Regions from separate parts of the Homo sapiens genome. Here region 2 is linked to region 1. The links are chromatin contacts, found by Hi-C or POLR2A ChIA-PET in ENCODE. All regions are on one chromosome and are shown on one strand. Each heading gives the region's core, a stretch centred on a gene start or an enhancer-like site at or near the end of the contact. The rest is flanking DNA. Distances are from core to core; before and after follow the strand shown.

The links. A loop is a pair of places that touch in the nucleus more often than their neighbours do. ChIA-PET counts read pairs that join two places held with the same protein, here RNA polymerase II (POLR2A). Pooled maps may share reads with other maps.
Region 2: a pooled map shows a loop between it and region 1 (12-fold over the local background). The contact joins the promoter of LRAT here to the promoter of SFRP2 in region 1. A Hi-C loop is called at or near these places in 2 of 37 single-sample maps with no recorded cell type and 6 of 50 pooled maps. POLR2A ChIA-PET finds 5 or more read pairs at or near these places in 1 of 52 experiments (H1).

The regions. Positions count from the first base shown.
Region 1 is chr4:153,786,563-153,792,007 of GRCh38, reverse strand. SFRP2 (secreted frizzled related protein 2) reads left to right here and starts at 2,925. Exons shown (of 3, transcript NM_003013.3): 1 at 2,925-3,674. The coding sequence starts at 3,173. RefSeq lists enhancers at 863-1,032, 1,294-1,995, 1,996-2,697, 2,612-2,781.
Region 2 is chr4:154,741,210-154,746,654 of GRCh38, reverse strand. LRAT (lecithin retinol acyltransferase) reads right to left here and starts at 2,655. Exons shown (of 3, transcript NM_004744.5): 1 at 2,433-2,655; 2 at 1,789-2,329. The coding sequence starts at 2,328. RefSeq lists enhancers at 3,304-3,816, 3,817-4,328, 4,329-4,842.

The DNA of each region.
Region 1 (5,445 bases), core at 1,676-4,175:
AGCCAGCACAGGTTTAAACAAGAAGCCAAATTGTTCTGGAGAGATTGCTGGGGGCTTTCTTTGTGCCTCAAGCTTCTTCAGTGCCCTGAGCACAGGAAACACTCAAGCAGAGAAGCAGAGCCAAACCCAGGATACGGGAGGTCGAGGCTCTTCCGTAGACCTGCAGCATTGGGGTGGGATGATGTTCATTCTGTGTGTGTTCTGGACCAAGCCCCTCTCCAGGGACCTATGGGCAGCCCCCTTTAAGCAAGATGCCCGGTGGAGTGGGCATCCACCATCACTTACCCTGGGCTTGGGTGAATAGATTTTCCGTGCCTTAAATGGGCAGGGAGGGGGTAAACATGGACGGTCCATTGGTACAAATAAAAGCCTTTGGTGGGTTTTGATCAATTGCAAGGATCGAAGGAGACCTGTGGACCTGAGGTCAACTGGCAGCAGAGAAGAGTCTGGGTTCGTGAAGGCGCCGCCGCGGTGCCGCGCCACGTGTGAGCATCCCAGGGACCAGTCTGGGGAGGCGCGCTGGGATGGGCACCCAGTGTCCCATCCCTGCGCTGCTCATATGGGCAGAGCTCCGTGCCCGCGTCCCAGCCTCCGCGGGAGGTTATTGCCCTGTTCCCCAGTGATCAATTGGACCGGTCTTAGCCCAAAAGCAGAAGGGAGTGGGGAGAGCGACTTGAGGTGGGAAAGGCAGCAGCAGCGAGTGCAGGGTCGGGACCAGACTAAGTGGCGTGGGTTCCGGGAGGAGCAGCGATGGGCCGCAGGGGACGCCGCGGGCCGGGCAAACAAGCTGGCCAGAGGTGGACACTGCGCACGGCAGGGATGGAGACTCAGGCGCGACTCCCAGCACCTCCTGGCGGCAAGCCGGGCAGCGAGGGCTCCCAAAACAATGCAGCCGGCGCGCGGAGCGCGGGGGCCGCCAGCCACTTCCGGGCGTGCGGCAGCGCGGGGCTCAAACCAGCCAGACCAGCTTCGGGCTCCTTGAACTCCCAACAAGGGGCTCTGCGGGGAGGAGGCGACCCCAGCGGAGGGCGTTGGGGATTTAGGGGTTGGCCGGGGCCGGCGGGGGGTTGGGGGGGCGTGAAAGCGAGAGGGCCCTTATCCCACTCCCAGGCCCAAGTCGTAGCATCTCTCAGAGCTCACGCTCTTTATTAGCTCTTTCTTTTGGTGTGCTTCTGTTTCCTTTGTGGTTTCATTGCAAAGTAGTTTATGTTGGGAAGGGGGCTTTTAGGCCTCTTGGTGCTTTCGTTAGAGACGAAAAGGCCCTGAACCAATTTGGGGAAAGAGAGGCCTTTTGCAGCTACCCCGGGCCCTTCCCCAGCAGAGCACCCGGAAGCTGGGCTCTTAGGGACGCAGATTCTTGGAGTTCAGAATGTGCATTCTCTCCAGATGACGATTTTCCTGGCGTGTTTACGGTCAGCAGATAACACTGAGTGGGCTTTTGCCACCCATTCATTCATTACCCGGCTCCTCTAAGCAGCTGGACCGCAAAGTGTGCCTGATAACTTGGGCCTGGGAGCCGCCAAGGCCAACGCATCTTCCGGAAGGAGGGAAATTAGGAAGCCGGGGTCTGAGCCTGTGAATGACTCTTAAGTGGTCGGGAAGTAATAACAATGCGCCCACCTTACATATGAAAGAACTTCGCCCTCCGGGGATTATCTCTTTGGATCTTCACAGCCACCCGGAGACAGCGGCTGAGGAGAGCGAAGGCCTCCTGTCCCCATAGGGAGACTAGGGACAATTAGGCAAAAGGAGCCCACCCCCCAACCCAGAACTTACTGTTTGCAGTCAGAGACACTAGATCCCAGGCTCCACGAGAGCAGAGGCCGGCCTGTTTGTTCATTTCTGCACATCCAGCGCCCAGCATGGTGCCCCCTGGTACGTAGGGGATGAATGAGCTAATTCTAGCCCTCGTGGATCTCTAGGCAGGACTCCTTCCTCTACCTCGCTCCCTCCCAGCCTGCCCATCTTTTGTGCCCGTCTTTTGTGCCGGCCACCAGTCTTTACAAACAGTGCCCTGGGGGCCCATACTCCAGCTTTCCAGAGCGCACAGCTGCAAGGGCGGCTGTGTGTTAGAGCCCGTGATGCCTTCGAGTATTGAGTCATGCCATTCATTTAAGAAGGAAAAATCTCTCCAAAACGGGGAAATGGTGGGCAGTCCTGTGTGACTGGTGAGACTCTTGTAGGGGCGTTTCTACAACGACGAAACCCTTCCTAGGCACTCACTCCAACAGAATAACAAGCCCATTTTATTAGTATTTCGTTTTCCATGTAAAGTTCTGCTCATACGAATATATTTATAATTCTGATTTTTTTACGGCATTGGGGAGCACACCGACAGGCTGCTGAACGGTGGCTGGAGATTCGAGGGAAAACGAAGTTCGCCGAGGCGGCCTCGGGCGGGCAGGTCCCGGGCTCCATCACAGGGCACACGCGGCTACCAGGGACGCAGCCCCCCAACACACACACACACACACACACACACACACACACACACACACACACCCTCTCCCACTCATGCCTGGCAACCCAGCAGAAACTTCGGACTGGGGCAAAACAAGCCCGGGCCCCGGCGGCACGCGGGGCTAGGCGCGTTCCCGCCAGTACCTGGTCGCGAGGCCGCTCGCGGGGTGCCCTGCGTGCCCCCCACTCCCGCAGCCCGCGCCCTGCTCGCTCACTGTGGGGGCGCAGCGGCCAGGCTTCTCTGTTTGTTGTTTAAAGAAATCCTAGGGCGGGCGAGCGGCGGCATCTAGGGGAGGGGGCGCAGCCAGAATTCCCTTCCAGCAAGCGCGTGAGGGGCATTCTCAACGCAAAACCAGACCCAGAAAGTAGTGACCAGCCCTCCTCGGATTACCCTTCATTGGCTCCTCCCTTGCTCCCCCCACCCTCCAGATTTGCATAAAAAAGGCCAAGAAAACTCTGGCTGTGCCCCAGCAACGGCTCATTCTGCTCCCCCGGGTCGGAGCCCCCCGGAGCTGCGCGCGGGCTTGCAGCGCCTCGCCCGCGCTGTCCTCCCGGTGTCCCGCTTCTCCGCGCCCCAGCCGCCGGCTGCCAGCTTTTCGGGGCCCCGAGTCGCACCCAGCGAAGAGAGCGGGCCCGGGACAAGCTCGAACTCCGGCCGCCTCGCCCTTCCCCGGCTCCGCTCCCTCTGCCCCCTCGGGGTCGCGCGCCCACGATGCTGCAGGGCCCTGGCTCGCTGCTGCTGCTCTTCCTCGCCTCGCACTGCTGCCTGGGCTCGGCGCGCGGGCTCTTCCTCTTTGGCCAGCCCGACTTCTCCTACAAGCGCAGCAATTGCAAGCCCATCCCTGCCAACCTGCAGCTGTGCCACGGCATCGAATACCAGAACATGCGGCTGCCCAACCTGCTGGGCCACGAGACCATGAAGGAGGTGCTGGAGCAGGCCGGCGCTTGGATCCCGCTGGTCATGAAGCAGTGCCACCCGGACACCAAGAAGTTCCTGTGCTCGCTCTTCGCCCCCGTCTGCCTCGATGACCTAGACGAGACCATCCAGCCATGCCACTCGCTCTGCGTGCAGGTGAAGGACCGCTGCGCCCCGGTCATGTCCGCCTTCGGCTTCCCCTGGCCCGACATGCTTGAGTGCGACCGTTTCCCCCAGGACAACGACCTTTGCATCCCCCTCGCTAGCAGCGACCACCTCCTGCCAGCCACCGAGGAAGGTAAGCCTTCCCTCTTGCTTCCCCACTCCCTGCTGGGCTGAGACGCTCCCAGGAGATCCCGCCCCTGCCACGCATCCCAGTGCATCCCTGCTTGGGGTGCCAGTAGCGGGAAGGGCAGAAGTTCTGCCTGACCTGGTCTGTCATCACAACAAGCCTGTATCAAATTTGAGGCACCCCTCCCACGCCGCCCAAGTCTCGCGCATTCTCCTCCCGAGTTGTACCAGCTATACTTAAGGGCAGTTTAAAAATAAAACAAACAAACAAAAACAACAAAACTAAAAAAACGAAGAACTGAACGGCGGTTTAAAAAAAAATAGATACACGATTATTGTTAAAGATGCTAGCACTGGAGCTGCGCAGAGCGTTGGAAGTGGTGTTTGGTGGAGGAGTTTGTGGTGAGCATTCTGGCCAGAGGCCCCTCGCTCAGCCTCATTCTGCACCTTCCTACCACTGGGCAGGATTCTAGTCACAGGAACATTTCCTGTACAGAAAGGAAAACCAGGATGCACAAGTAGATAACCTTTTAAGGGTCTTTTTGTCCTTTGTCAATTTAGATTTTGGAAATAAAACCGGGACTGGCACGGAGTGTGTGGAAAATTGAACATTGGTTGTAACTGCTCAGATACTTGAGGAAGAGGGCATAAAGGGAATCTCTGGAAATCACTTTTCTATTGCTATCAGTTTTTAACTTAGGAGTGGTTTTGATTAGCTGGAGAAAATCATGCAAAAGAGATTCCCAAGTTTTTAGAAAACGGAGGGAGAGTTCCTGTGCAAAAACCATCAAAGCAATGAAAACCTCATGGGCTCTCAATATTTTTTCTGAAAGGAAAACATATACAATGCCTCTGAGCTGATTTGGGTCCCCTGGGTTGGAAAAGGGAGCTTCCTAATCCCTTTCAGGGCTTCAGCAGCCTCTCCCTTTCAATCTCTAGTAGTTTTCCTACAGACATCATTAGTTAAAGCAAATGCAAAGTTCTTTAGCAATCTTTCCTGGCAGGGACCATGAGTTTGCAATCATCTTATTGGTTAGATTTCTAATTTATTGCAAATGTTTGGCATTTTTCAAACATTTGTCCAACATGTACCATAGACCAACCAATACAGGTTAGTAATATTTTATATACATCCTGAGAGCTCCTAATTGGAAATGTTTGATTTTGTTTGGGTGAGGGGACTTAAGGGCAGTTTTATGTATGTTGCTTTTATTTCTTCCCACTATCAGCAGCAACATTACGCATCTTACATTTCTCCAAAAAGCCACTTTTCTCCTTCAAAATAAAAGTTTATGTTCTTCAAAATTCCAGCTTTGTGATTTTTCTAATTTGATAAATAACGCTTCTATTAAGTCACATAGTTTTCTATGAACATTAAATTTCACATTAGTGAAAATCTCATTTCACCTAAATTTTAAAGACATAATTAACACATTTATAAATGAGAGAAGGGCAATATAATTGTTCTTTTTTTTTTTTTTTTACTTCTCCCAAGAAATCAAACTCTTAGAAGAGCTTTTAGCAGGTCTTCTGATAATTGTGCTAGTATACAATCCCTAAGTTTGATCAGACCACTAAACCATTTTTGCTTCGTCTTTGATTAGCTTCAGAAACAGGTTTATTTATTTGTTTGTTTTGAGAGTTTGAAACAGGCACAGAAGGGCAAGAAGAACCTGTACCAGGGAGCTTGCAGATAACAATGAAATGAATGCTGCCTAACTCAAGCACAATCTTGGCAGAGGCACAAGGTGACACAGAACCACTTAGAGCAGGCTGTT
Region 2 (5,445 bases), core at 1,406-3,905, 950 kb before region 1:
TACCTGATAGAAATACTGTTTTTCCTTAGAGAAATGATTTGCTTGGTTCCTAAGTAAATCTGACATGTTTCCTTTTGTACACTTTGGGAGCCCGTGTTTGTAAATGTGGTGGAGTTCATTTCTAAACAGGCCTGGACTAGAGCTGTGATTCTTGAATCGCTGCACAGTGCTCTAACTGTATTTTTATTTTACTTGGAAAAGAATTCCTAGATTGAGTCTTTTGTGGCTCTATAAAATCTATAAGGAGTTTCATACACCGATCTATAAAAGCAAAATACTTCCATGCTCTCCCACAGAGGATAGAGAAAGATGTTCCCAAATGGGTCAAAAAAATTAACCAAGATGTGGAGCAATTAAAAACTGGTTACATGAAAAAAACTGACTTAGCTTTTTCTGGTCCCAAAAATATCTAAACATGAAGAGTAACACTAAAGCTCATATGTTATTGCCCAGGTTTCCATTATAAAGACTGAACATTAACAATGACTTCTTTAACAAGTGCAATGAAGGCTGAGAAAGTTTCCAATTGTAAGTGAAGTTTCAGGCTTAAAATCTTAACTATTTTTAAAAGTTAAGAGGTTTTAAAAGGAAATAAAAATCCATTTTTCCCTTTGGATTTGTGGCTAATTTAATAATCATGAGTATTTTTTCAAAATACTCATAAAAATTACCTTCCAATGTTTAACATCTCTTCTTGAAAACTAATTGTATTGATCTCTGGGGAACCCATAAACAATGTAATCTACCTTCAGGGCTAATGGGTAAAGGATGCTTAACAATGAAGTCTAGATGAGGATCAAAGCCAACCCAGAAAGAATTCAGAATACCATGGAAAATACAACTCTGAAGCACCAACACAAAGAATAAGGGAACTACCAGGGGGGCCCTCTTACTGGGAATTTTGATAGCTTATAGCAAGCAATGAAAAATCCCTCTATGCAGCTTTCAAAGGGAGAAAACTGCATGGTTCCTTATTTTAAAGGCACACACTTTGTTTATAGTGTTATGGATTAAATATAAACTCTGGACCTCTTCCTTTCAAGTGAAATTCTTGGTTAAAGTTGCAAGCAGCGGTGACTGATTCCTTGTATCCCCCACCCCCAGTCACTTGCCCTTTGTCGTTTGAACTACACTGTGGGTGGACACCTGATGACTTCTGCAGCAATACTGGGCAGCTCTGGAATCTCTGGAAGCGGTCCTGCATTGCCACATCCTTTCTCTAAGCATTTCGAGATATCCTGCAAGGCACGTTGCCATTTGCTTATTTACTTAGCCTACCTTAGGAACACCAGAACTTTCCTTACTTAATCTAGAACTTTAAGAATGTTATGGAAGGCCGGGCACGGTGGCTCACGCCTGTAATCCCAGCACTTTGGGATGCTGAGGCGGGAGGATCACGAGGTCAGGAGATCGGGACCATCCTTGCTAATACGGTGAAACCCCATCTCTACTAAAAATACAAAAATAAATTAGCCGGGCGTGGTGGCGGGTGCCTGTAGTCCCAGCTACTCAGGAGGCTGAGGCAGGAGAATGGCGTGAACTCTGGAGGCGGAGTTTGCAGTGAGTGGAGATCGCGCCACTGCACTCCAGCCTGAGCAACAGAGCGAGACTCCGTCTCAAAAAAAAAAAAAAAAAAAAAAAAAAAAAAGGAAAAAGAAAAAGGATGGTATGGAAGTGGTAGGGGAGGTGTCCAGGAATTAGATCCCTACTCGCGGGGAAGAGAAAAGGTCAGGGATGGGAGGGGGCATCTCCGCGGAGCCCACTTCCCCTGGGAGTCACACATCATACCTTGTCGGACTGGGGACTGATCGGGGTGCCATATCTGCAGTAGGTCACGAAGTGCTCGCAGTTGTTCCACAGCAGGCTGTAGGGGGTAAAGCCCAGCAGCTTTTCAGCCCTCCGCGCCACCTCCTCGTTGAGCAGTGCCTTTTTCTGGAGGGACTCGTCCAGGTGATTGACCAGGATGTTAGCTCCGTAGGCGAAGTCCTCCACTGTGTCCACGCGGATGCTGGCCACTTTGACAATAACGCCCAGGATGAGACGCTTGTTGGAGACCACCTTCTGCGTGCGCCCCATGTCGTCTGTCAGGGCCAACAGGATGTCGGGCATCATGTGGGCAACACGGTTGTCTCCTAGGTAGATGCCATAGTGGGTCAGGTGGGTCCGGGGCACCTCCAGCACGTCGCCTCGGTGGAAAGAGCTGGTTTCATAAAAACTGTTCCTCCCTTTGTCTTCGCCCGCGGCGCCCGAACTAAAGAGCGTGAAGTTGGAGATGAGGAGCAGCTTCTCCAGTAGTAAAGACACCACCTCCAGCATGGGGTTCTTCATCCTGCAGGGAAGAGGGCGTCTTGGAGAGGTGCCGGTGCCACTCCGGCAGGGGCCGGGCTGGGCAAGTTAAGCTCGCCGGGCAGGGGTGCTGCGCTGCTGCTCACCTGCAGGCCAGGTGAGGTACGGCGCAAAGTACGGCCGCTGAGGAGAGAGGAAGGCAAAGGAGGACAGCGAGGCCTGGCGACCGGCTCAGCCAAGCCACAATGGGGAATGAGACGGATAAGGAACCGGTGGCTGACGGCGGGGACAGTGAGACCAGTGCTACAAGCAGCCGGAGAAGGAGCGCACCTGGGGGCCGTGCCGGGGGCAGGGCCGCGCGCGGTGCTCGGAGGTGCAGGCTTCGCTGCGACTTTTTATGGCCGTCGAGGGGGCGGAGCCGAAGGCCGTCACAGACCCGGAAAGCTCACTGATTGGGCGCCGCTGGCGCGCTGCGCTAGCGGCGGGGAGGACGCGGGATCCCGGTTTCTTTGGGAGGGGGGCGGGCCGACTCCCAGCTCCAGGGTTCTGCACAGTGATTCTTTATCGCCGCGGGATCCCGGTTGCACTACTGGCTTTTAAGTGGCCTATTTAGGGAGGTAGAGTCCCAAGGTGTGGCGGCACGAAAGGTCCTGCACCTGTCGGGACTGGGGCGAGTTCCTGGCACTTCGCGGTAGTCTTCGGTGGAAAGTCCTCTTGGGAGAGATTTCTGAGTTGGACCACCTTCCTCTAAAAGGATAGATATGAGGGACTTCGGCTTAATAAAGAGATTGCATTTACTTTGCAAAGTGCGAGCGCCTCGAATGCCTGCAGATTCTTTCCTGACCGAATCTTTCGTTTTGTTTTGTTTTGTTTTGAGACAGTGCCTTGCTCTATCACCCAGAGCAGGAGGGCGGTGGCGCGATCTGGGCTCACTGCAACCTCCGCCTCCCAGGTTCAAGCGATTCTCGTGCCTCAGCCTCCCAAGTAGCTGATATTACAGGCACCACGCCTGGCTAATTTTTGTATTTTTAGTAGACACGGGGTCTCACCATGTTGGCCAGGCTGGTGTTGGCCAGGCTGGTCTCGAACTCCTGACCTCAAGTGATCCGCCCTTCTGGACCTCCCAAACCGCTGGGATTACAGGCGTGAGCCACCGCGCCCAGCCCCTCTTTTTTCAAATGCCCTGAATCCTCCATGCTTTCAGCCGGCGCGAGGGTGTGTGTGTAGGGCGGGGGGGGGGGGGTTGGGGGGGTCGCTACCCGCGAGTCCAGTCCCTGCGCGCCGGTGATTTGAACCCGAGGCCTCTCTGCGCTCCTAGGCACCTGTGGCCGTTGAGTACGAAGCTTCCAACGGTTGGCATGAAAAACGGCGGGGTCCCAACGCCCGCCAGGAAAGCAAGATTCATGTTAAGTTTATTTCTCCGGCTTCAGGGTCACATGGACCCAGCTTCAGTTCACCCACCGAAACTTTGTCCGCCTCCCTTTATTTTTATTTTTATTTTTATTTTTATGTTTTTAAGCATAACCTCCCGGAGACGGCCAAGGAAGGCGAAGTACTTGGATGAGATGCTAAGTTCTTTGCCCGTGCGCCTGCAGCCCGACTCCAATGCCTCCTCGAGGGTGGTCCTAGGGAGCTGCCGGGTGAGGGAGCCGCTGAAGCGTTGGCCGCGCCAGGCTTGGCACGCGATGTCCCCACCGGGTGCTGAGTTCCGTGCTAATGCATTATGTAAATGCTTAAATTCTGCAGACAAAGGCCACAATGGAGAGCCTCGGGTGGCTCCACAAAGCTGCCCAGTCGGCGCTAATAGGTTTCATCAGCAGATTCTACGCACGCCTGAGGGTACTCTGCGGATGATGGATGAAGGAACATTCATTTTACCTGGAAGACGAAGGGGGCCATAGAGACCAGGCGTGAGGGAAAACGGCTCCCCATTATCCTTGGAGGCCGGGCCTTTGCTGCCACCCTCAATCTGCCGTCAGCGATCTGTCCCCGTCTCCCTGCTTGCCGGTGACTTTTGTTCATTCACAAACGATTGCGCATCACATTATAGTCCCAGCAAAGAGGAGAAAACTCCCACAAACGAGTCGAAAGAGGAAGTTGGAGAAGGGGAGAGAGCCAGTGGACGTGGAGATTTTTTTATTTTCCCAGTTTACTCCCAAAATTTAAAGAAAAGCGCCCAGGTGGCGAGTTGCTGAAACTCATCAGCTGCGCACAGGGAGCTTGCTAGCCTCTAGCAGCACAGCAGTCAGCACCCTTCGCTAAAATCGGGGGAGTCTGATAGACCTCGGTGTGTACGTTCAATGCAGACCCGACCTCACACTCTGAACTGGCTCCTCTGGGCCAGTTCTGGGAAAGCGCCAATACCGAAGCCTCTTGTGTCACGGGCCAAAGGGCCCCTGGAGATGAAAGGAAACGTGATAATTAACGGTTTCCGTCCCTGGTGGTCACTAAGGCGGCTTATAATGCTTATGACTGCCTCCACCTGGGGAACTTGAGGGAGACAAAAGCATGGAGAATTGCTTCAGGGCTCCACATAGCTATATACATATATATGAATTCTTTTATGTATATAAAAATATATACATATGTATACATTTTATATACATGAAAGAATTAGCTATAGACTCAATAGCCTTGTCCCACCGCGTTTTGGAAGACGCAAGCAGTGCCAAGCTGATTTGCGTTTCATTTTTCTTTTTCCCCCGGTGGGGTCCACTTTCTGGCCGCCTTCTTGGGAAAGGGCTTTACTTCAAAAAGAAAGGAGGTGAGAGCGATACGAGGCATGAATCTGTATAGGTGGCTCAAGATGCAGATACTCTGCTGCCATGGAAATGAATAGGGCGCGGAGTGTCCATAGTTTCTTGAAGGATATTTTTGCCTCTGATAAATTCCAATTTTTTAAGCCAGAACGTTATGCCATTAAGTGATTTATTTTGCTCAGTGGAATTGCCTGAAAGTAACCCTCTCCTGCTGCTCTGCGTGCTAGGACTTCGGCTTCCGGAAGCGACAGCCCGAAGGAGGCAGTGAAAAGTCTTCATTTGCCTTGTTTCTGAAGTCTTCCCAGAACTCTTATGCGGGAAGCGGTTAGCGATGATTAGGCAGCTTTTCAACTGCAAAAATATAGCGTGGAATGAGCTCCTCTCTCGGCTGGACTTCTCC